Linked DNA regions of Homo sapiens: region 2 is linked to region 1. Evidence: read pairs that join two places in POLR2A ChIA-PET (ENCODE). Cell type or tissue: PC-9. All regions are shown on one strand. Each heading gives the region's core, and the rest is flanking DNA. Links, peaks and the distances in the headings are about the cores only. Region 1 has its middle 52 kb from the start of PRR23E. Region 2 has its middle 20 kb from the start of LINC02016.

Region 1 (12,448 bases), core at 3,007-8,006:
TGCCATGGGTGGTGGCATGGGGGCCCTGGCTGAGATGGAGAAGGGAGATGTGAGGGCACACAGGGTGCTCAGGGAGGAGCGAGGCAGATATGGGGTCCCCTCCACTCAAGAGGCTGGGCAGCCACTGCCTTTCTGTGTTCCAGCTCATCTGCTCAACGGCAGGGTGTTCTCATCCAGAAGGGGAGGGTCCTGGTTTTCCTTGCCCCCTCCACAGTGTAAGTGTCTGGGGCCGGGCTGATGGGTTGGCTGCAGGGCATGGCTGAGGATGGCCCACTGAGGTGTTGGCCGCCAGCCATTCTGAGTCCATTCCTTCTCATTCCTTCTGCCCCCTCCATCTCCCCCGTCTCCTCCTCTTCTTCCTCTTCCCCCACACCCACCAAGAAGAGGTCAGCGACAGGGAAGACAAGTAGTAAGACCTTGAGGAAGAAGACAGAACAGAAGACTCTCGGGTAGTGGAGCTTGGGAGCCCAGGGGTCTGTGGCAGCCTGAGCAGAGGCAGGTGAGGGGTGAGGGAGTGGCTGGAAAGGCAGACACACCTGGACCCTGATCCCAGCTCTGCCCCCACAAGTGGTGGGATCTTAGAGGCTGTGTACCTTGCAGAGCCTCAATGTCCCCATCCACAAAATGGACTGGTGCCATCTCCATGTCCTTCATCATCACAAGTGACTATGCTGAGAGACTCCTCAGAGGGAACAAGATGTCTTAAACCATGGCAATTCCACCACTGCAGGCCATGTCCCTCACTGTTCCTGTGACCCCCGTGTTACCAGCTTCCATGCCTGACCACATGGGACCAGCTCATGGACCTACTAAAGGCTTTTAGAAACACAAAGTGTGGGCTTCATTAACACAGGAAGTGCCCAATAAATGTGTGATCTTTCCCTTTCCAGAAGTGGCCTCCTTGATGCACAGACCTTAGAGCAGGGTCTCAAACTCAGTTGCCTGCCCAGGCTGTGTGTGGCTGGAGAGAGGTGGATTGGGCACAGGTCGCACTGGCAGGGACAGACCCCTGGCTGCAGCCCAGAGCCAGTGAGCCATCTTTCTTTCACAAGTAGCTGGAAGATGGATTGTTATGTGAAAGCTCCCTGTTTCAAAATGTTGGCAACTCATGGAAATTGTTTAAAGCAGTCTGAGCCAAACAAAACTTGTGTCTGGCTGCTGGGTAGTGATGCTGAGGCATCTCCACTGCTCCTACATTACAGGGGAAACACAGAAAGGTTGGCCAACTGGGCCAAGGTTACACAGGAAGCAAATTGGGCAGTGGGCCATTGACAACTGGAAGCCATCCATCCATCCATCCACCCACCCATCCATCTATCTACCCCTCCATCCACCAACACACCCACCTATCTACTCACCAACCCATCCATCCATCCATCCATCTACCCCCCCATCCACCAACACACCCAACTATCTACTCACCAACCCATCCATCCATCCATCCACCCATCCATCCATTCATCCACTCATCCATCCACTCGTTCACTCATTTAGCAGATGCTTCTTGAGCACCTGCTGTGTGCCAGGCCCTATGTTATGGGTGCAGGGGACATAATGATGAACAAATATATAGATATAAATTCTTCTTCTCATGGATCTCATATCCTGAGGGAAGCTAATAGACAAAATCGCTCAGTTCTAGACTATATCAGGAGGCAACAGGGCTGTGGAGAAAACTGAAGCAGGGAAAGGGTCGCATGTGCTTGGGTGGAGTTGCAACTTTTAAGAGGGTGACCTAGAAAGGCTTGATGGAGAAGGTGGCCTTAGAGGAGAGATTGGAGGCCAGGTGTGGTGGCTCATGCCTGTAATCCCAGCACTTTGGGAGGCCAAGGTGGGCAGATCACCTGAGATCAGGAGTTCAAGACCAGCCTGACCAACATGGAGAAACCCCATCTCTACTAAAAATACACAAATTAGCCAGGTATGGTGGTGGGCGCCTGTAATCCCAGCTACTTGGGAGGCTGAGGCAGGAGAATCGCTTGAACCTGGGAGGCAGAGGTTGTGGTGAGCTGAGATCGTGCCATTGCACTCCAGCCTGGGCAACAAGAGCGAAACTCCGTCTGAAAAAAAAAAAAAAAAAAGGAGAGATTGAAAGGCGGTAAAAGAGAGAGCACCACGGGTGCTTAGCAGGAGCCAGGAGGAGGACAGGGAGAGGAAGGCAGAGAGGTCTCAGGCACTTGGTGGGCACATGTGGGCCATGGTGGAGCCTGCAGCAGAGGTGGGGCCTGCTCTGGCTTAGGTGTGACCAGCAAACCCTCCCGTGGGGAGCAGGGATGTCAGGGAATGGGCTGCCCAGAGCCCAGTGAGGGGGTGGGAGATGGCAGTGGCTGGGAATAGGCACAGCAGTAGGGGTGGGGGAAGTGGTCAGAGTCTAGACATACTGCGAAGGTGAGGCTGACGAGGTGTGAGCAAGAGAGATGGGCGTCAAGGATGGCACCATGCCTTAGGCCTGAGCACCTAGGGGGTGGGGTCAAGCTTCAGCCATGGCCATGAAGGTGGAGATGCTAGCCTACACCCCTAGTGGGGCTGCATAAGCAGTGATGGGGTTCAGGGAGAAGCCAATAGTCAGGGATCTGTGGCCCACCCTGGGCCAGCTAATGGAAGTGCTGAATCCGGCTTACAGTGAGAGACACACAGACTCTGGAGGGCACTGGGGAACACATGACGGTACCAGGATCCCTATGCAGCCAGCCTCATGCCAGGGGCTGTGCATGCACCATAGTGTCCTCATAGGATCAGGGGCAGCCTCTGTCCTCTCCTTTGAAGATAAGGAAGTTGAGCCTCAGAAAGGGGGTGAGAATTGCAAGGGATGTACAGCTGGTGAGGAGCAGGACCAGGATGTGGATACAGGGCAGGCCTGGGTCCTGCAAGGACCTCACACCCCGACACTGGAGCGGAGTGGACGTCTAGCCCAGCAGACAGAACATAGCCTACGTGGTCACTGACAGGCGGGTAGGGGCTGCCCAGGGCCAGTCAGCACCAGGGAGCATCGGCAGAGATGGTGAGCAGGCACTTAGACACTCTGGATGCCACTCATGAAGAAGAGGCACTGAAAGGACCAATCTAGACCTCAGATCCCCAAAGCTGCATTTGCCACTTCTTCTCACAGGTCCTATCAACACCTGCAATACAATTGTATCCTAAACGGAATCCGGCCACAGCCCCCTCCCACCTCCCCTCTGACTTGCATAACTGTACATGATCTGCAAGGGAGATGCAAAAATGGCTCCAAATCTCTCCCCTCTTTCTGCCCACATCCTTTGCAATATGATTCTGCAGCTTCTCCCACCAAAGAGTGGGCTTTATTTCCCAAACCCTTAGCTAACACAATGCACTGGAAAACAGCATGGCGCCTGTTCCAAGCCAAGGCCTCAAGAGCCTTTGTGTGTTTCAATCTCACTCTTAGGACCCTGTGACCAGAGTGTGAGGAAGCCAGGGAGATCATTGTGGAAGGGGAGAGACTGTGGAGAACGGCCCCGCCATCCCAACTGTGTTCAGACATCTTAGTGAGCCCAGCAAGAAGAGCCAAGCCCCAAAAGAAAGGAAATCAGCATATTGAAGAGAGATCTGCATTCTCATGTTTACTGCAACACTATGCATAATAGCCAAGATTTGGAAGCAACCTAAGTGTCCATCACCAAATAAGTGGATAAGGAAAATGTGGTACATATACACAGTGGAATACTATTCAGCCATAAAAAGAATGAAATCTTGTCATTTGCAACATCATTGGAACTGGGAGACATTATGTTAAGTGAAATAAGCCAGGCACAGAAAGAGAAATTTTGTATGTTCTCATTCATATGTGGGAGCTAAAAATTAAAACAACTGAACTCATGAAGACAGAGAGTAGAATGACAGTTACCAGAGGCTGGGAAGGGTAGCAGGGAGGGGGAAGAGAAGTAAGAATGGATAATGAGTGCAAACATAGAGTTAGATAGAATAAATAAGATCTAGTACTTGATAGCACAATGGGGTGACTACAGTCAACAATAACATATTGTATATTTTAAAATAACTGAAAGACTGGAACTGAAATGTTCCTAACACAAAGAAATGAAGAATGCTTGAGGTGATGAATACCTCAATTACCTCAACTGATTATTACACACTGTGTGCCTACCAGAGCACCACGTATACCCCATGAATATACACATCTATTAGCTACCCATATAATTAGAACTAAATTTTTTTTTCAAAAGGCCAAGAAAAAAGGATTCATAAATGAGTAAAATTATAACACCCTACTTCCAGAAGAGCGAAGCCCGCCCTGCCCAAATTTCCAACTCACAGAATCATGAGCTAAACAATTGGTGGTTGTGCTAAGCCAGGAAGCTTTGGGGTGGTTTGTTACACAGCAAAAGCTAGCTGATACAGCCTCTACCTCTCTGTTCCTCAGGCTCAACACCAGATTTCTCTTTGATTGCCACATCCTCCAGCTTCATCCCTCTGCTACCAGGCCTCTCCTTTCCACTCTAGACTGAGGACACTTTTTTCCTGGGCCAGCCAAGATTGGCTAGCCACTGCTGACCTGGGTGAGGATTAAATGCCCTCCCAATGTATCCTGAACATTCACTACACAGCAACATTCTCATGCTCAACTTGCCCTGAGCTTCTCAAAGTCAGGGGCTTTCTCTTGGTCATCTCTGCTGCCCCAGGAGCAAGGTCAGAACTGGTCAGGTGTGGAGCAGGCTGTAAGGAACATTTGTTTAGGAAGCAAATGATCTTCCCAGGATGGAGTGCTGACTAAGGAGTGGCTAAGTGGCTATGTGAGAGCCCTGGAACCAGCTGCCTGGGTTTGCAGCCTGGCTCTGGGTTTCAAAATAGTGTGTATTGAGCAGGTAACTAAATCCCAGTTCCCTGATTTCCTTATCTGTAGGACAGGGAGGATTGCAGTCCCTTCATCAGAGAGTTGTTTATAAGGATTAAATAAGGGAATACTGAAAACAGTGTCTGGCAGGCACAAGTCAATGCTAAGTATTGTTATTTAATAAGTAGCTGTGAATGGTGAAGTCCAAGGCCTTGTCCAAGGTTACTTGGTTCTTCATAGTCCTGATTCATCCTTACCTGATGTCCTGAATTTTGGGTCCCACTTTCAAATCCCAGCTTCTCAGTCCTAGGTCAGGCCCCACATCATAGCCCCTATCCCCCTGGAGCCAGGCCCTGGCTTCCTCCTCCCTCCCCGGCCTGGGGCCCTCCACCTGTCAGCTCCTCTCTGACATCCTTTCCTCTCAGCCGGTTCTCACCTCCTCCCAGGAAATGCCACTGCAACAACATTGATAAATATTTATAAAGGCAGCCGAAGAGATGGCGCACAAACAAGCCAAATAAATAAGCACATTTTAAAACACTGAGCTTGACAGTTGACTTCCCCAAGTGAGTCTGTGTGTGCGTGCGTCACGTACCTGCACACACTCCCTGTCCTCACACATCAGCTCACAGGATGCCAGAGCCTTCTAGGCCGTCACATTGGGACCGCATGTTTCACAGATGGAGAAACCAAGACCCAGAGAGGCCTGGGCTTGGCTAAAATTGCCCAGCTGAGTGCGGGCAGGCGGCAACCCGTGCCCAGCATCCCGGCTTTATAGAGCCAAGGTTCCTGCTTGGCCTGGTGTCTATAAACAGAGAACAGCTGTTAGCAAATGCATTAAAGGATTTCATGTTTACTCTGCTCTTATCTGTGGCAATAACTGTCAGTATCGGGGAGATAGCCGAGGTCTGTTTCGCAGGATGGCCATCAGCCAGGAGGCGGGGCTGGCAGCGACTGCCCTGACTCACCTGCAGTCTCCCGGCAGGGGCTTTTCCAAGAAGGGCACCTTCCAGCAGGACCTAAGGCCAGGAATATCCTTCTCATGAGAACTACAAACAGGCTGCCCTGTGTTAGGGGAGGAGGCCTGGGGCCTTGAGGGCTTTCTGCCTGGGTCTCAGTTTCCCCATTAGCCCAACAATGTGCCCAGACTCCCTGGTATCTAAGGCCCTTCACAAGCTAACATCCTCCATACGGATTCCCTAATTATCATCCTGCCCACAGGAAGAGGAAGCCCACACCCAATTCAGGTCTCATCTGCATAAAACTCCCCATCACCAGGCTATCAAATTCCCCCAAAGACCATCCCTGGTGGTTCATGGAGAGGCCAGGCAGGAGAAAGACGAGGTCACAGGACAGCTGATATTGACTGGTGTCATGTATCAGGGTTTCACAGGGCTCCCCTTTATCTGTGAGCCCTATGCCATGAGCCCCCAGTTTTACAGGTGAGAGCATCAGGGAGTGAAGGGGTTTCTCAGTAGCCAAGGGCCCCTGCTAGCTGTGCTAGAGCCTGGTTTCTCATGACAGCGGGATGCCACCACCCCACACACAGGGACACCTCTGAGCACCAGGCTGGTGTGGCTCTGACCTGATGCTGTCTGGCACCCGACAGGATGGGCCCTGAGCCTCCAGGAGTGTGGGCCACTGGTTCTGGATGCACAGAGTCAGGTTCCAGGTGAGGGTTTCAGGTCAGGCCTGGTGCCCCAAACAGCAGGCTTCCCAAGGCAGGAGCAGCCACCCTGGCCACAAAGAGTTATGAGGCAAAGCCCGAGACGGGCCATGAGGGCCTGGGGCCCATGTTCTGGGCTGAGAGCGCAAGGGGAAGGTGCGGGGTGGGAGAGGTGGGGAGGCCAGGACTGCAGCCCCCACCCCAGCTCCCTGTCCTCTCAGAGGCTGAGGTGACTCTGCCACAGCTGTCCCATCATCTCTCCCCAAACTCAGCTCCAGCAGCTGCCCACTTGGCCCTGAGTCGCCCCCGCCAGTGCCTCTCACTCCCCTGTCCACACTGGCTCTGCCACCCTTCCTGACTAGAGGGGGTCTGTTAGAGTCTCCTTGGCACCCGTGGTGCCCACCTGCCACCCACCCCAACCCCACTGAGTTCTCCGCAGTGCCCAGCCTGATGACACCGGGCCCCGGCCCCATTACCACTCATCCCAGCACCCGCCCTCCCCTTGGGGGTTGCTCCTCCTGTTGTTCTGGTGTGGAAACTGAGTACTCACACTCACCGGCGGCTGTTCCAGGACTGGTCCACTGGTATCCTGCTGAGGCCTTTCCCCGAGCAAGGGCCACCTCCTGCCCATCCAGGCAGGCCCGGGATGCTCCAGACAGCTAACGAGCAGCTGGGCCCTGTGTGAGTACCAAAGGCCCAGGCACCACCCATCCCTGCTGTCTCACTCCCCCTCCCCACCTCACTGCCCCACCCCACCCCAACACTGTCCAACCCCAGCCTCAGCACCAGCCACCATCTTCTCTCACGGGGCCCCTGCAGCCACCCCCTTGGCCTCCACATGGCATCATTTCCCTCCTCCAACACAGCTGGAGGAGGAAAGGCAACCGCAATGAGTGCACACCGCTGGCTCCCCACGCCAGAGCCCACTTTTCTCCCCAGCCCCACTCTGTGCACCTGCTGCCCTCCTTCCCACTCACCTCTCCCTCACCCTCTCGCTCACTCTCCCTGCCCTTCCACAAGCCCAACTGCCCTTGCCAGTGCCTCAAGCCAAGCAGGGCTCACAGATGCCAGCAAGGCCTCCCCAGGGCAGAGCTCCCTCCTGCACCCTCCTCTAGCCGGGAGGGCAGCACCACTGTGCAGACAAGGAAACCAGCCTCCAGGGGCTTTGCCAGACCACACAGCTCCCTCAGCATAGCCCAGGCAGAGGTCTGGGTGGGCACAGTGCAGCTGCGGACGAGACCTAGGGGCATTGGCACAATTGCCCACCACAGTCCTGGCCAGCGCCTGTGGTCGCGTGGGATTATCACTCACAAAATGGCCACGTTATAGGACATGATCACCCAGCAAGATCCAGGGTTCTGTAGGCCCCTTATTAAGAAAGAGGATCAAGAGGGGTGTCCATGGGGTTCACAGAGGGACCCTTGCCACGGTCTGATGGTGTCTGCTGAAGCTGTGATGTGCCCAGGATATGGGAACCAGGCTCCAGGCCTGGGGTCAGGCAGATGGCCAGGAGCCTGGTCTGCGGGGCCCAGGATGGGGCAGGACCCAGATGACCCACGGGGCAATCAGGAGGCCATCGCCCCAGGGTCTTGTCCTTCCTCAGAGGATCTGGCCCAGAGAGGAGCCAACAAGATGGAAAGGGACCACCACCAAAAACAACAGTTCCAGTCCTCGCATAGAAATGGAAGCTCTGGAGCAGGGATAGAGCCACAGTACTGCACGCTCATGCACACACACACACATTCAGACATAACACAGACACACAAAATGCAAACATCACTCACAGAAATAAACATGCACACAGGAGCAAGTGTGCATGCCATAAAAGCGTGCATGCAGATTCAGACACAAGCGCACTGACTCACAAGGCACAAATGTACTCATACACTCACAAAACACGGAAACAAGTGTGTATCCAGGCATATGCCTATATATACACAAAAACACAGCACATACACACGTGTGCAATCCAGGCACATGGCCCTCTATCCACACACACACACACACCCCCATCTCTGTCTCTCTTTCTGTGTCTGTCTCTCCCTCTTTCTCTCTGTCTCTTCCTCTCTGTCTTGATCTCTGTCCCTTTCTGTGTCTGTCTCTCTCTGTTTCTCTCTCTCTCTCTCTCTCTCTCACACACACACACACACACACACACACACACCATTCTCACAAGTGAGCCTCGCTGCCTTTGGTCTGAGCCCAGAATAGAGCGTCTCTCACTTCTGGCCCCTCCCTTCCCAGCCCTCTTTCCCTAATTAGCCCAGGAAACAGGGGCTGCTGTACCAGCCAATTCAGCCTGGGCCCGGGGCGCGCCTGGAGCACGCCCGGAGCTAAGAAGCACCTGTCACTTCGAGGATCCCTCTTAGCTCAGCTGACGTCTACCGCCCCTGGCAGAGCCCAGCAATGTTGGTGGGGCCAAAGCAGCCTCGGAAGAGAATCACACGGGCTGCCTGCTGGGGAGCCTCCCAGTCCCTTTTTGGCCAGGAGCCACTGCTGGGCTGCTCCACCCAGCCAGTGAGTCGTCATGGGCACCTACTGTGGCAGGCACTGCCAAGCTCTGGGGACGCATGGGTAAGCAGAAACAGCCAGCCCAGCCTGAACAGAGCTGTGTCTCAGGGAAGACAGGCGGGCCCATCAGGTCATCAGCTACAGATCATAGCTCCACTGAGGTGGCCCAGCCATGGGCACAGGCCTGTAAGGCCCCCAGGTGGGCATCTCACCTGTTCTGGGAGGCAAGGGGAGCTTTCCCTGGGGACCAAGGCATCCCAATCTGAGGCATTATCTGGGTGAGGCCGGTGAGAGGCTCCACCAAGGGATTAGAGTGTGCAGAGGCTTTGACCTGGTCTGCGCTCCGCAAGAACAACATGTGGCCACGTCCCCCCAGGCCTCCTGAGAGGCCCAGGCGGGGCACCCTCCAAGACCCACACCCTCAGGCTCAAGGCTCTGATCCTCTGCCACCCAGGGTGCTGCACACGCACTCAGTGCACTGGGACGCAGACTTTGAGCTGGGAGATCAGTTACAGAGATGTGGAAACTGAGGCCCAGGAACTGGTGGCAGTAAGGGAAGGAAGTGCCCCAGACAATGTGGCTAGTTTGCCAGAGTGCCTCAGAGAGCAGCTGGTCCAATCCTCCTCAAGCACAGATGAGGCAACTGAGGCCACATCCACTCTGACCTACTCTGGAGGAGAGGCAGCCACAGGGGCAGGAGTTAGACCTGCTGAAGTGGCCCCAAGGAACTGAAAGGGTCGCAGCAGAGCATATGTCTGTGTGCATGCATGTGTGTCTGTGTACGTGCATGTGCATCTGTGGGTGTGTGAGTGGGAGGGTGTTACATGTGTGCTTGTGAGTACATGTGCACATGTGTGTCTGTGTGCCTGTGTGTGCATGTGCTGGGAGCTGGCATGGAGGAGTTGGGACACTAGCAGGCTGGCATTTGACACCCACCGTGTCTGTTCTGCTTGGTCAAAGCTCACATCACGCAGTTGTCAATATTTAGAAAGGCAAAATTAGTGACTCTGGTCATGAGTCAGTCAGAGCCCGAGATGAGGGTTTGAGGAGGCTGCATCCACGGCACCTGAAAGCCAGGCCAGCTGGGCAGGAGTGGTGGGCCCATAGCAGGCCCAGGGGCACAGTGCCTGAGGGGGAATGCCATATGTGAGGCCAGTGCTAGATGGACCAGCCCATCAGTGTGGACAGTGGGGGTGGGGGGGTTTCTGAGCACCAGGAGGGGTTATGAGAGATGTGGTGGAGACATCCCAATGGCATGTTTTTCAGATGCCCTCCCAAGTGCCCAATGCTAGTCAACTGAGCCCGTCCTGCAGAAGCAGAGGAGCCCCGAGGTCTCCTGGCACAGGCTGGCTATCAGCTAGGCATTGTGAGCAGGCATGAGGTGTGGTGAGAGAGGCCAGATACAAATGGGCTCCTATTGGTTGCGTCCGCATCCATGAAGGTCAAGGGCAGGCAGCGCTAACCTCCTGCCAGAATAGTGGTTGGCCTGTGTGGCAGATATTTCCCTAGCGGTGCCACAAGTGACCTCACAGGTGCAGGCAGTGTTCTCTCTCTGGGCCTGGATGACGTCACCCATGTGGTGCATGAAAGATTGCAAGCTTACTGCATGGAACTTAGATGTCAATAGAAACGTCAAAAAGCAAAGCAGAAACCCACTCTCCAAAGAGAATAAGCGATCTGCAAATGGGCTGGGACCCACAGGGGGCAGCCTGCCCTCCTGCTCCAAGTTTAGGACTGAAACTGTGGGTGCCAATGGGCATCAGGTGGCACCAGGTGAGGATGAGCTGGGGGACAGAGGAACCATGACTGACCCTCCCCAGAGGGACAGAATCCAGGGGCACTAGCGAACCCAGTCACAAGTGGACACGGCCAGAGCCATCTCCTAGCCCAGGGCCAGGAGCAACATTCTGGCAGTGCAGGGAGGCGGGGCACAGGGGGGGAAAGAGGCTGGTGTGGAGGTCTGCAGGGCAGGGATTGTGGCAATGGTTACCTAAGGTCCAGGAGGTAGGGGTCAGAGGGTCAGGGAATCAGGTTAGGAGGTCAGGGAGAAGCTGAATGAAATCCCAGGAAAGTTCCCAAATTGCTGGCAACCTGCACTCTCGGGTCTCACCCACCAGAGCCTCCTGGGAGGCTGGCATCAGGGTGTGGACTGAGCTATGGAGGCCCTCTCCAGCTCAGTTCCCCATAAGTCTGCCTCCCTCGGGAAGCAGAAAGGTCCAAGGGCGTTCCTGCAGCTCCTCTGCCATGAGGCTGTGTCCACTGAGGCTCTACCCTGGCTTCCAGGCCTGAGGCACTGGGTGGGACACCCCCTCCCACGGGGCCCACGGGCACTCACATACCCCAGGGAACCCAGCCGCAGTCAGGACCATGCCTGGTCCGTGCCTCTCACAGGGAGCAGAACTGACGCTGGCTGGGGCATTGTCCAGGTCGCAGTGCGCACGATGGGTGCCAGGGAGGGGGTTCCTCCCAGGGACGCTAAGAGGTGCAGAGGCTGACTCAAGGCGGGGCAAGGGTGCAGCAAGGTCCCTGGGAGGCCAATCTGCCAACTTCAGGCACCCAGGCAGCAAGAGAAAACCTCTGTCCGGGCTCCCCTCTGGGGTTGGGGGCCAGGCTGGTGAAGAACACAGGCCCTCCCCAGGTAGGACCCAGCCGCTGGAGGAGGACAGTATGTTTTCGTTTTTGCTGCTGCCCCTCTGGAAACCACAGTCAGCTCTGCCTTCCCACGGAAAGAAGCAGGGAAGAGGGACTGGAGCCTGCCTTCGGGGAGCCCAGCTCGGTGCCTGGCACTGCAACCCGGCGCTCTGTTTCTCATCTTGTATGCACCTCGGACGAACTCATCCCGCCGAGGCAGGGCCGCCCGAGTGCAGGGGCTGCGCCGGTGCGTGGCAGGGCCGGGGGCTGCGATGGCCTGGAGAGCCCAGGAAATGGAGACGCTGCTCTGGATTGCTCAGTGGGAGCCCAGGCTCCTAGCAGCTCCTGGAGAAAGCCGACTCCGAGTTTGGTCGGGAGAAAATGACAAAGAGTGGAAATTAGGTCAGCCTCTTAAGGAGGAGGAAAAGAACCCGCGTGACGGCAGAGGGGCCGCGGGGAGGGTGCGGGGGCGGGAGAGCCGCCTCGCAGAGACAGCGGGTAATGGGAAAAGTTTCTCCAATTACGTGAAGAAGAGCGACCGTCCGCGCGATAACGGATGACTGGGAGAGGCAGGCGCTTAATGGGTTTTTCCCTGCGATCAGTTAACCCGAGCCCCGTGGCCCTGGTGACAGCGCGGGCGGGGAGGGCTCGGGCTCAAGGGCCCCCTGCGCTGGCTGTTTTCCAGTCCTGCGCCTGATGACACAGATTTCCCTAACAGTGACAGCGCGAAGAGTTCTCTGGCTCCTCAGACCTGCCCCAGGCAGCCGTCAGCCCGACGCGGGAGGGGAGCGGGCTGGCAGGGCCTGGCTGCAGCCTGGCTGCAGAGGCAC
Region 2 (12,448 bases), core at 3,362-8,361, 270 kb before region 1:
TCAAAGAATAGAAACTCTTAATTTTGATCAAATCGAATCCATCAGTTTTGTCTTTTATGGAATGAATTGATTTTGGCATTTGCTTAACCTAAGGTCATAGAGACTCTCACTTAGGCTTTCTTCCAGAAGTTTTATTGTTTGAGGCTTGCACTTAGTTTTAAGTTCTGTTTTGAGTTAGTTTTTTCATATGGTTCAAGACATGAATTGAAGTTGTTCTCCCCTCCTCCTCCCCCTTCTCATTGCATCCGGGGATGTCTAATTGTTCCAGCACCATGTGCTGAAAGGACTATCCTTTCTCCATTGAATTGCCTTTGCACCTTTGTCAAAAATCAATTGGCCATAAATGTGTGGGTCTATTTTTGGACTCCGTTATGATCCATTGATCTATGTATACATCCTTTCTCCTACACCATGTTTCTTGATGATGGTAGCTTTATAATAAGTCTTGAAATCAAGTAGTATGATTCCTTTTTGCTCTTCTTTTAAAAATATTGTTTTAATTATTTTAGTTTCTTTGCTTTTCCATTTCAACTTTAGAATCAGGTTGTCAGTTTCTATAAAAATCCCACTGGGATTTGACTGGAATTGCATTGTATGTATAGATTAGTTTGGGGAGACTTGACGTTTTAACAATACCAGATCTTTTAATCCAGACACATGATTACCTCTTTCAATTTCTTTAGGTCTGTGATTTCTTTCAAATGTGTTTTATAGTTTTTAGCATGCAGATTTTGAATATATTTTTTAAGATTTATACCTAAGTATTTTATAATTTTGATGCTATTATAAATGACACTTTTAAATATCAGCTTTGAATTATTTATTTTTAGCATATAAAAATAGAACTAATTTTTGTTTATTGGCCTTGTATCCTATGGTCTTGTTAAGCTCACTCATTAGTTCTAATAACTCTTTTTTAGATTCTTTGGGTTTTTTTTTTTACATAGATAATTATGTCATCTGTAACTTTCTTTTTTGAGACAGGGTCTTGCTCCGTTGCCCAGGCTGGAGTGCAGTGGTGCAATCATGGTTCACTGCAGCCTCAACCTCCCAGGCTCAAGCAATCCTCCCACCTCAGCCTCCTGAGTACCTGGGACCACAGGTGCACACCACCATGCCCAGCTAATTTTTCTATTTTTTTGTAGCCATGTTGCCTAGGATGGTCTTGAACTCCTGGGCTCAAGGAATCTACCCTCTCCGGGATTATGGGCATGAGTGACTCCTGGCCCTGCATTTTTTTCAATCTGTATGCCTTTTATTTCTAAGTTTTGCTTTATTGTATTAGCTAGAACTGCCACAACAATGTCAAATGGAAGTAGTGAGAGTGGACATCCTTGCGTTGTTCATGACCTTAGAGGAAAGTATTCAGCCTTCCCCCATTAAGTGTTGAATTAGCTGGAGTTTCTTCATGGATGCCTTTTATCAGGTTGGGAAGGTTTTTAATCATGCATGGATGTTGAAGTGTTTTACTGTTCTTAAAAGGAGTCGGAAGGAAGAAACTCTGTTCTCTGGAACATTTTTGTACCTGGTTATGATGATTGGAACTGTGGCAGCCATTTTGTGACCAGGAAGAGAGCTAGTTTGAGGAGCAAAGTCAATCCATTGATAATGGGAAAGTGGAGAGATGGGAAAAACCAGACTTTCCATCATTGGTCTATTGAATTAACCAATCCTGGACCTTCCTTTACCACCAGAATTCTTGTCATATAAGAAAATATGGCCGGGTGTGGTGGCTTATGCCTCTAATCCCAGCACTTTGGGAGGGTGGGGCAGGAGAATGGCTTAAGCCCAGGAGTTTGAGCAGCCTGGGCAATGTAGTAAGACCCCATGTCTATTTTTAAAAATTAAAAAAAAAAGACATTAAATAGCTCTATTGTTTAAGCTTTGTTGTGCTGAGGTTTCATCCCTTGCAGCTGAGAGCTGCTAAACTGATACACACGAACACTCGAAGGTAGGAATTTGTTTTCTCACGGCTGCCCCATGCCTAGGATGGTGCCTGGAATATAGTAGGTGCTTGCTTAACATTTGCTGCAGAAATAAATGGAGGCCAGGGACTGAGGCATTTGCATTCTGAGAGTCAGTTTTGCTTCAGTCTGGTGGGAAGCCCTGGGGAGACAGGGAGAATTCTTTAGAATGTGTCATGTGAAGGGAAGATGACTGCTCTGAGCTTCGGAAAGGAGACATCAGACACTTAAGCAGGAATGGACTGGGTTTAAAATCAGGTCTCAGTCTTGAAGTGTGAAAGTGAAAAAAGAGGGGAAAGAGATGTAGAAAGAGCCAGAGGAAGACAGGAACTGCTCTGGGAGAGCCTTGTTCAAATTCTCCTTTATAGGTTTGAAAGCCCAATTTCTGCCATGTAAGGAATGATATATTTTTCGTTTCTGGGAGTAGCAGCCTAGGAGACTTGTTCTTTAGTCACGAGCCCTGTTTCAGAAGATAAACTATACAGATTGCAACAAGGAAAGAGGACATGTAATGCTTGCAAATTTCCTGTGCAAAGTTGCTGTCTGCCTAGAAATTATGCTCACTAGCAGTTTAATGTTTCAGTTAGAGAATACTTCCAATGAGGTAATGCAGCTATGACTGGGTGTCACCTTGCCCATCCTCCCATCCTCCCCGGCCCTGGGGAGTAATAAGCGGGGTCAGAATGCCCCCATCCCACCCTGGCTTGTAGCAGCTGCCTGGGGGTGCCCCAGTGTATGTGGGGGTGGGCAGTCCTTTCTCTGTCACCATCCTCTGCACATCCCCTGTGAGAACAAGTGAATCATGCCACATTGGAATGTTCTGAACTACTCTGACTTATTCTTTTGGTTGGACAGTGTAGGGGTTTAAGCTGGGAGCTCAAGGCAGAGTGGGTTCAAATCTCAGCTCTCCCACACACTGTCTGTGGGCAAGCCATATTGAAACAGGAGAGTTCCCTGGCCCCCCTTGTAGGATGTGCGACAGGGGTGTGTCTCTCTATTGGGCCACCAGGAGCTCAAACCCTTTATGGCAGGGGAGGGGAAGGGGGAGCATGCAGACAGGCAGGTGCAGGAACCAGGGCAAGGGCTTTTGGGCTTGGACCCCATGGCTGGCCATCACTGATCTGCTGGTCTGCTGGTCTCTCCTGGAATTTGGGATTTGGGGTTTATATTGGGGGCAAGATAGGGGGCATTGTGGGCCAAAAAGGCAACTTTTGGGGCACGAAAACAAGAAAGCCTGTTCTCATTTATTGACCTGGGAATCCAGGCTTGAGGGTGGGGCCTTTGCTGGGAAACCACTCTCTTCTACCTACTACTTCCTTGTCTCCTGTTCGGAACAGTATTTATGTCGGGCAAATCATTTATCCTCTCTGCACCTCTGTTTCCTCATCTGTAAGAAAGGGGGATACCATCAGTGCCTACCCCAGATGACCAAATGAGGATTAATCTATGTGGTTAGGACCCTGGGGCTTGCTGTTATTCTCCCTGGCAGAGGGTGACAGGGGCCCAAGGTTATTGCATGGGGAAGAGGAAGTGATTCCAGACAGTGACTGGGAGTGATTTCCACAGTGAGGCCAGAGCCCAGGAGGCCCCAGCATTGAAGACTGGGGGTCAGAGACAGCCGTGGGTGGCACCCCCTTGGTGACCTTGAGGGCTGATGTGTGTTCAGACAAATATGGGACAGAGGCGTGGGGACTCCAGACCATGAGTGAGCCACAGGAGGCATCGAAGTGGGAATCCCAGGTGAGATGGGGGCTGGGGAGGGAGGGCAGGTGTGGTCTGTGCCCAGAGGTAGCAGGGTGCCAGGGAGATTCATGAAGTTAGTGAACTAGAAATGCTGTGCAGGGAAGTCGGGTAGGGCCACAGTCATCGCTTCAGACCTGGCCTTGACATCAGAGGCAGGGGAACAGCCTCTCAGGAGGACGAAGTGGGCAGGACTCGCTCTGAGGATGGATCCTTCCACCAGTCCCTGAAATCCCTGACCTCTGGGATTGGGGAGAGGGTTAGGAACACCACTGCCCAGCCATAATGGACAAGGAAAGGGAAGCGAAGGTGAGGAGCCTCCAGCAAGGAACTTAGCCCTCCGTGCAGACCAGAGAGGCTGGTGAGAGGCTGTCAGGCCTCGTCTCTGAAGGGCCAGCTCTAGCATGAGTATCTGTGGGGAAAAGCAAGAGAGATCAGATTGTTACTGTGTCTGTATAGAAAGAAGTAGACATAGGAGACTCCATTTTGTTCTGTACTAAGAAAAATTCTTCTGCCTTGAGATTCTGTGACCTTACCCCCAACCCCGTGCTCTCTGAAACATGTGCTGTGTCAAACTCAGGGTTAAATGGATTAAGGGTTGTGCAAGATGTGCTTTGTTGAACAAATGCTTGAAGGCAGCATGCTCCTTAAGAGTCATCACCACTCCCTAATCTCAAGTACCCAGGGACACAAACACTGCGGAAGGCCGCAGGGACCTCTGCCTAGGAAAGCCAGGCATTGTCCAAGGTTTCTCCCCATGTGATAGTCTGAAATATGGCCTCGTGGGAAGGGAAAGACCTGACCGTCCCCCAGCCCGACACCCTTAAAGGGTCTGTGCTGAGGAGCATTAGTATAAGAGGAAGGCATGCCTCTTGCATTTGAGACAAGAGGAAGGCATCTGTCTCCTGCCCGTCCCTGGGCAATGGAATGTCTCGGTATAAAAGCCGATTGTACGTTCCATCTACTGAGATAGGGAAAAACCGCCTTAGGGCTGTTAGGGCTGGAGGTGGGACATGCAGGCAGCAATACTGCTTTGTAAAGCATTGAGATGTTTATGTGTATGCATATCTAAAAGCACAGCACTTAATCCTTTACCTTGTCTATGATGCAAAGACCTTTGTTCACGTGTTTGTCTGCTGACCCTCTCCCCACTATTGTCTTGTGACCCTGACACATCCCCCTCTCGGAGAAACACCCACGAATGATCAATAAATACTAAGGGAACTCAGAGGCTGGCGGGATCCTCCATATGCTGAATGCTGGTTCCCCGGGTCCCCTTATTTCTTTCTCTGTACTTTGTCTCTGTGTCTTTTTCTTTTCCAAGTCTCTCGTTCCACCTTACGAGAAACACCCACAGGTGTGGAGGGGCAACCCACTCCTTCAAGTATCCAGGGAAGGTTTGGGGCTAGGCTGGCTTGGACACAGTGCTCTCTCCTGGATCTGGGCACCTGGCAGTGTGATTGTCCCAGGGAGGGCCACATGCTGGGAGAGGGTGGGGCCAGCTGCAGAGGAGGGGCAACTGCTGAGATTAGGCCCCTGGGGAAGCTACCCAGCTTATCTCTATGCAGCAGGCAGAGAGAAAGGTCCTCTGGACCAAAATGAGCTAGGTCTGCCAGAGTTCTAATGATAACGGTATCCTATTTCCATTTGCCATTGTTTCCCATGTGTATACTTTCCTCAGAGCTGCTCAGTGTGGTGTGGGGACCTGGGAGGTGGGAAGCCCCTGTCCCTGTAGATGCTCAGCCGGCTCTGGTTGGCTCTGGCTGGGCTTTGTGCACCAGCAGGAAGCTGTTCCTCAAGGGCCCCATGATGTCCCTTTGCAATCTCAGATCCTCTGGTTCTTTTGACAGTCTCCCTTCCTTTGGTGCACTGAGCAGGTGGAAAGTTCCCCAGAGCAGTAAGGTTGTCATCTTGAGAGGACAAAATGAACAAGGTCTCCAGGGCACCATGTAGACTTTGCTGCCTTAGCAGAGATCTCTCAGGGACTCACTCCTGTGTGCCAGCTACCCCCTTTTCCCGAGGACAGTCAGAGCCTTGCTGAACTTCCTCGGAATCTGTGTGGATCTGCTCTGGGTGGGTGGAACAGCCCAAGATAAGGCTGGAGAGACGTGCGGGCCCTGCAGTAGTCCACCTCTGTGCCCAGGCAGGCCGGGCTGAGAACAGTGGGGATGAGAGTGTGCAGGCCTGGGCATCTGAGAGTGCCTTGTGCTGGCCTGAGCACCAACCAGCTCTTTGCCCCATTTTACCCTGACAAGAGCCCTCAAAGAAAGCACCAAGAGTACGGCTATTGTCTTTCATATGAGAGGAGGCCAGGTCCCAGAGTGGGCTGGTGGCCACCTCCTGGTGACGCTGTGGATCTGAGACACATCTTTCACTCCTTGCTCCTCCTTTCTGATGGTCATGGCTAGGTTCTTCTTCTTCAACAGTGGGGATGGTCTAGGATCTCTTCTCCCAAACAGAAGTCACTCTAGGTCTCATAAACAGGTGATTTGATACAGGGAAACTGGTAACCAAACTGGCTGGTGACTTAAGCAAGCCGGAGATTCATGACTGCTGTCCCACAGAGAGAAGGCAGTGTCACCAGAGCCCAGAAACCAGGGCACCTTTCGGAGTCATGGTAGAGGCTTCTGCATGGGAGCTGCGACCATGGAAGGGGGTTCAGTTTGGCGGAGCCCCAAACTGAGCTAGAGTTATGAAGGAAACAGCACTGCCAGAGGTGCTGCCAAGACTGAATAGGGAGAAACACCTGGCTATCTTCCTCCTCCTGCCCGCCAGCCTCTATCAGTGCCTTCCCGTAGACATACTTTCAGGAAGCCAGAGGGCAAGGCAATGCCCTACGGTACAGAGCAGGGCAAGGAATGAGATTTGCAAAGAGCAAATCTCAGATGTAGTGTCCAACATCCCCATGACCAGGCATAGTCCAGGCCCAGCCTCGGACCAGGGCCAACCCCAGCTCAGTGGTTCCTATGCGAACCGTAGGCCATGTTAGCCTTGTGCTCTGAGCTCTGAGTTACATGGCAGGCAGATGAACAGGAAGACAATCTGGGAAGCCCCACCGTGGGGCCAAGAGGGCACCACCCATTTCCATGCATACCTGGACTCCAAGCCTGGCTCCTTCACGCCTTAGCTGGGTGGCTCTGACTGTCACAAAGGAGCTCCAACACCTCCGTGAGTGTCAGTTGTTCTCATCTGTTCAATGGGTTTACTGTGCCTTCATGGGTATATTATGGTGAGGACTAAACGAAACAAGACCCTGTGTGAAATGTCCTAGCACTGCCCTTCTCTTCCTTTGGCCAGGGGCTGCTTAGAGCAGCAGCAGTCCTTCCATGCAGCTGTGGGCTGGGAGGCCAGCAGGGAATTCAGCTCCAGCAGGCAGGGCTGCCAGCTGCAGGGCCTGCCCTGACCTCAGAGGGGGCAGCCACCACGGGGGCCGGGGGACAGGAGGCTGCAGCTGCAGGCCCCATCTGTCAGTGGTGGATGTGGGGTGAAGGGAAGGGGATGAGCTGGGGAGGGAGGTAGGGAGACAAAGGAAGGGGAGAGTAAGATAAATGAGCAGGGAGCACCAGAGGGTGGGCTGCCTTCTTCCTGGAAGCCACCCTCCCTTCCTCTGCTCCCTGGTGGAAATGTCACAAGGCAACCTCTTAAAGACATAGAAAGGATCTGTAAAAGTCGGCAGAGAGAGAGAGAGAGAGTTGTCCCCCGAAGTGAAGGGACAGTGATACCTGGGACAGGTTGTCTGAACAGGCAGTGGTGGACAGTGGAGTTTGCCAGGGCAGGGAGGGGAGGCCGGGAGGAGGAGGATGGTGGAACTGGCAGTGGTGGAGGTGACAGGGGTAGGACCCTGGAGGCACGGCTCTCACACTAGGCTTTAAGAGGTACTGAAGGGAGTGGAGCATCCCACTGAGCCTGTCCCCACCGCTTCCAGGTAAGCTGGCCCCGAGAGGTTAAGTGACTTTCCCAAGGGTCACTCAGCTAGTTGGTTCTGGAGTCACTCAGTGAGCCTGGCTCCAGAACCCCAAAGACAGGCTGTTGCACCAAAGCACTCACTACCGCTGCTGGTACTTATAGTGCAGCCACCTTGGTGAAGTCTCAGTGGCCATCCTAACAGTCCTGGTCACTGTTTCCCAGGGACGCCCAGGGTTGGCTCATTAACCAGCTGCCTGCACGGCTTGACCCGGTGGCCTGAGCCTTTGCCTCTCTGCACCCTGATGCCCATAGGGGGCGGAGGGTGGTCAGAGAGGAAGTGTGGACTGCCAGCAGTGCATCTCTCCGTTGTCATGGCAACCCGGGCACCGTCTGCACCTGTCACTCATGAGGACTGGAGCTCCTGGGGTGGGGGTGGGGTTTTCAGATGCTTAATCCGCCCAGGCGAGGCTGAGACCCCTGGGCTCGCCCCATCCTCTCTTCCCCTGTGTCCTCAGGACAGTCACGGCCTATTTCCACCCCATCCCCTTCCCGGGCCACATGCCCTGCCCTGAGTGGACGGGGTGGTGGCCAGGCCTGGGTCTGCAGCAGCTTCTGGCCCCATTTTCTGAATGACCTCCCTGGGGATGGTCAGCCTCCTGCGTTTAAACACAAGTCCCTTGCTGCTGGAACTTGTTCATTCAGCCAGAGGAGAGTCTGGTCTGGGTCTCTCCCCATCAGAGTCCCAGTCCTGCACCAGCTGCCTGCTGGGCAGCTCCATGGAGGCCTCAGAGGCTCCAACCTTGCCCTGCATCTGAACAGTGCTGTGGCCTTCTCCGCAGAGCCTGCTCTCCCCCTCCACACTGTCCTCATGGGCACCTTGGCCTCCTCTCTCATCCAGGCGCTGTCTGTCAGCACATTCCGCTGGCTCTACCTTCAAAACACGTCCTCAATCCAACCATTTCTCACTGCCCCACCGCCACCCGCTGTCAGGGCCACCCTCCCGTCCTCCTTGGATGACTGTGACAGCCACCCTGCCCTACCTTCTCCACCCAGCCATGCTCACAAAAGCAGTCAGAGCGGCCCCATTGAAAAGTAAGCAAAGCAAGCATCTCCTCCACTTAAAACCCCACTGGCTGTCACCTTGCAGTGAATAAAGGCCACATTTCTTAGGATTCTGTGACCCATACCCCCACCTTCCAAAAGCCGGTCTGCAAAGCTGTGGGGCTTGCTGGCGCCCAGCCTTTCAGTCCCCATTCCAATATCACCCTCTCCATCAGACCCGCTCCCTTCAAACTGCCACCCCCGACTGCTCCATTTATCCCAAAACATTGTACTAATAATCATTCACTCTTCATGAAGACCACTGCCTCCTGGCTGTCTCCCCGCCTGGGGACTTTGTGAGGCTGGGGCTCTGGGCCCACACAGGCAGTTAGTTAGCATGTGCTCCGTGACTGAGCCCCAGCGGGGGTGGTGCATTCATTTGTCCACTCCAGGGCCTGCAGGGTCTTGGTTTGAGTCACACAATCCAGTGTTTCTGTTAATTTGAAAGTAGAGGCCAACTTTAACCAAAAATCAAGGTAATTGAAACAAAAACCTAGACATCTAAGCTCTCTGGGGAAATGGAGGAATCGGTCCACACTGTGCCCACTCCCATCTGGATGAGTTGGCTGGGGCTGGGCGGAGGTCATCCCCCTTAGGTGGGGCCACGGTCCCACAAGCGCCTGGTGCTCACTGCCAACCCTGTTACTCATGTCCCTAAGCCTCCAGCCCTCTGGGGCTCTGAGTTTGGCTCTCTGATTACCCCAGTCATCTTTCCCCACCTTGCGGTGGGTCCCTTCTGCTCTGTGGCAGGGTCTGCCCAGAGCCATGGGGCAGACTTAGTCTACTCTGGCTTGGGGTAGGAGGTGGTTGCTGTGCAGGGGTGGCTGGAGGCCCAGAGGGTTCTGCATAATACTCACAAGACAGTGATCAGGCAAGGCTCCCAGGGAGGTGGTCTCCGGGGAGAAGTCAGCCTAGGGGAGAGGAGACCATGGAGGAGCTAAGGAAGCCTCTGGGGTGTGGTCAGAGGGGTGGAGGGCTCTGAGAGGAGAGGGCAGGGGCAGGGCGGCCTAACAAAGAGCCAGAAGCCAAATGCCACCAACTGAGCAGCATGGAGGCCCAGCTGCATTCTGCCTCCGTGGGGAGACACTGAAGCCTGCAGCCAGGGATGGGACGTGGTGTAGTCGACACAGAGGTGTCCCTCCCCACTCTTCACATGCCTTGTTGTAGGTGTGCAGTGGAGACCACCTCTGACTGTCAGCTTCTTCAGGGCCGGCTTTGCCTGAGGCCATGCCCTCCTGAGGGCTCTAGGGGATAAAGGCCCCACCATTTCCATCTGCTTGGGGCACTGAAGGGCTTGTTCTGTCTGGAGCTCCCCTCTGGGTTGGCTGAGCGTTCTCGATTTTGCATTGCAGACTGACTTCTCCCTCTGCCCAACATTCCCCCACCAACCCTTCTTCTCACAAGGGTTGATCCCTAATAAACATCTTTCACCCCAAACTCATCTGGCCGGTGGGCCGAGGCAGGCTGGGGAGGAGGGTACACTGTGAAGTCAGGAGGTAAGCTGGGAGGTTCCTGCACCAGCTAGAGCCGAGAGGAGGAGACCTGAGTCATGCCATGGAAGACCAGAAAGTTTCAGCAACAGTGGATCACGTGGGGTTCAGCCCCCTGCTGGTGAGGTAGGAGCGACCTGAGCGCAGGTCCTGCCTCCACAATTTCCTGGTGACTCTGGGAAGCTCCCTGTACCTCTCTGAGCTGCAGCGATTGTATCTGTAAAATGGCAAGAATAGGGATGATAACTGTCTTGGGGGGTGGTTGTGAGAGTTCAATTGGATAATAGACTCAAGAAGCTCAGGCAGGGCTTGGTATGCAGTCTGCACCCTTTTTGTAAAGGTTGTATTGACAGGTTTGGTATCAATCATAGAACCCCAGAGTCAATCATCAATATAAACATCTGAGCAATGTGAGCCCCTCTCAGCCCTGGTGTGGCCCTCGGTTGAGGGAATTCCCACCGAAAGCAAAAGACCTATTGTGGTCTTTTCCTCCACAAATGAGTGGGGTATTTTGAAGTACTGGGAATTGGTTGGGGACACACATTGCTGTCTTCGTGGAGCCTGAGCGGGTCGGGGATCCGGGGCCGAGGGAAACGTTGCCAGAGGGCTCAGGAGGGTCTCCAGAGGCCAGTGAGATCCCAGCCCAGCAAGTTCCCAGGTTCTTGATACCGTCCAAGAAAGAATTCACAGAGGAGTTAGAATGAACCGAGGGTTTGGGTTTCTAATTTTATGGGTGTCTAATCAGTGGGTGGAATAATCACCAGGTATTCTGGAAAAGGAGGGGATCTCAGGGACCCCCAGTTACTGCCCCTTTCTCTCTTATTTGGGTTTGTCTGGAAATCCAAATAAGACACAGACATGTTATGGACGTGTCACCGTGACCAGGATTTGGGCCGTTTTCTCTCCCTTATTTTGGGTTTTTGGTTATTTTGTGGTTTCTTTACCCTGTTCTCGTTTTAGCTGTTGTTTGGGTTTCTCCATCTTCCTGTGACCACCTGGTGCTACTCCTATCTGAGAAACACTGGTCATGTCTTTCTAGCTCTCAATTGCCACTGATGGGCCTGAGGGGTGTGTGTGGGGTATGAGCAGGCTCCAGCTTGGCTCTGCAAAACTGACTTCTGAGGGGTTTCTGGTAGTCATGAGTCCCAGCAGGGCATGTGATTGGGCACCTGGACGGCCGTGCCCTTTATTAAGCTACTGAAGTCTTTGCACACAGCAGGGTAAAGAGCCACTGCCTGGAGCTCCTTGAGTGTGGCTCCATTCCAGACTCTCCCAGGCATTCCATCCACCTTCCTACTCACCCAAGGTGAGTGGATGAATGCCTGGCCCCAGGCCCCTGAGTGGCTGGTGTTCCTGCCAAGATGTCACAACTGTCTGCAGGTTGCCTGTGGGACCATTCCTGCAGCTCATTCCAGGAATGTCCTGCCGCGCTCTGTGCTACCGGGGACATGGAGCCGTGGTGGCACACAGCTGTGATTCTGTTCTCCCGAACCACATATCCACTGGGGGAGGAGGAGAGCCCAGAGGAAATCCGGAGCACTGTTTTTAGAAAGAATATCGTCACCAGCACTTACTGAGGGGCTTTCCTTGAGCCTAGTGTTGTTCTTAGCGCTTCCCCTGTGCTGTCAGATTCAAGCTGCCCACACTCAGTGGGGTGGGGGCCGTCATCATTTTACTTATTCTCACTCACGTTCTGGGTGAGGGTCACACAGCTAGTGAGTATGGAGCAGGGACCAAACCCAGGCAGTCTGCTTCCAGAGACCATGCTCTTGGTGACAAAGGCCTGGCACAGCAGCGTAGAAAAAGGCCAGGTGTCTTGCCCAGGCATTCCGAGGCTACAGATGATCTGGCATAGCTCCTGACACCTGGGAGCTGCCCACTGGGCTTCCCTGGCCCCTCTGGGCCCAACCAGGCATCAGAGGGGCCCCCCAGACCCCCCAGGCTTCTGTTTCTTTCCCCTGCACCCTATCACTGCCTGTTTGGAGATCTTGACAGTAGATGAAGTGACAAGTCTTTGTGCTTAATTAAGACACATTGTCCCACCAATTGGGAAGCAGAAATGGCTGGGCTGTTTTACAAATAGAAACAATTCTTGTTCATTATCCCTTAATTGAGGCAACAAAGGGCTCTGGAAAACATCCATCAGAACACATTCATGAACATTAGCAGAGAGGATTCGGTTTAGGACCACACAAAAGGAAAAGCAAATGTTCCAATCAGGAGTTATACAGACAAAGGGAAACAAAG

What was found. ChIA-PET counts read pairs that join two places held together with the same protein. Peaks named below come from ENCODE experiments on the same cell type or tissue, not always from the same donor. Only the 100,000 strongest peaks of a DNase experiment are listed, where the experiment ranks them.
Region 2: POLR2A ChIA-PET joins it to region 1 with 7 read pairs; 2 of 35 experiments call an interaction of 5 or more read pairs at or near these places.

Annotation. Positions count from the first base shown.
Region 1 is chr3:127,135,305-127,147,752 of GRCh38, reverse strand. No RefSeq gene overlaps it. Among named protein-coding and RNA genes, the nearest start is that of PRR23E, 52 kb to the left of the region's middle. RefSeq lists an enhancer at 8,501-9,001. In PC-9, for the core only: no CTCF peak of the experiment used is centred there; a DNase peak (open chromatin) is centred at 5,702; H3K27me3 peaks cover 2,284 bases.
Region 2 is chr3:127,404,292-127,416,739 of GRCh38, reverse strand. No RefSeq gene overlaps it. Among named protein-coding and RNA genes, the nearest start is that of LINC02016, 20 kb to the right of the region's middle. RefSeq lists an enhancer at 10,298-10,357. In PC-9, for the core only: no CTCF peak of the experiment used is centred there; no DNase peak of the experiment used is centred there; H3K27me3 peaks cover 3,571 bases.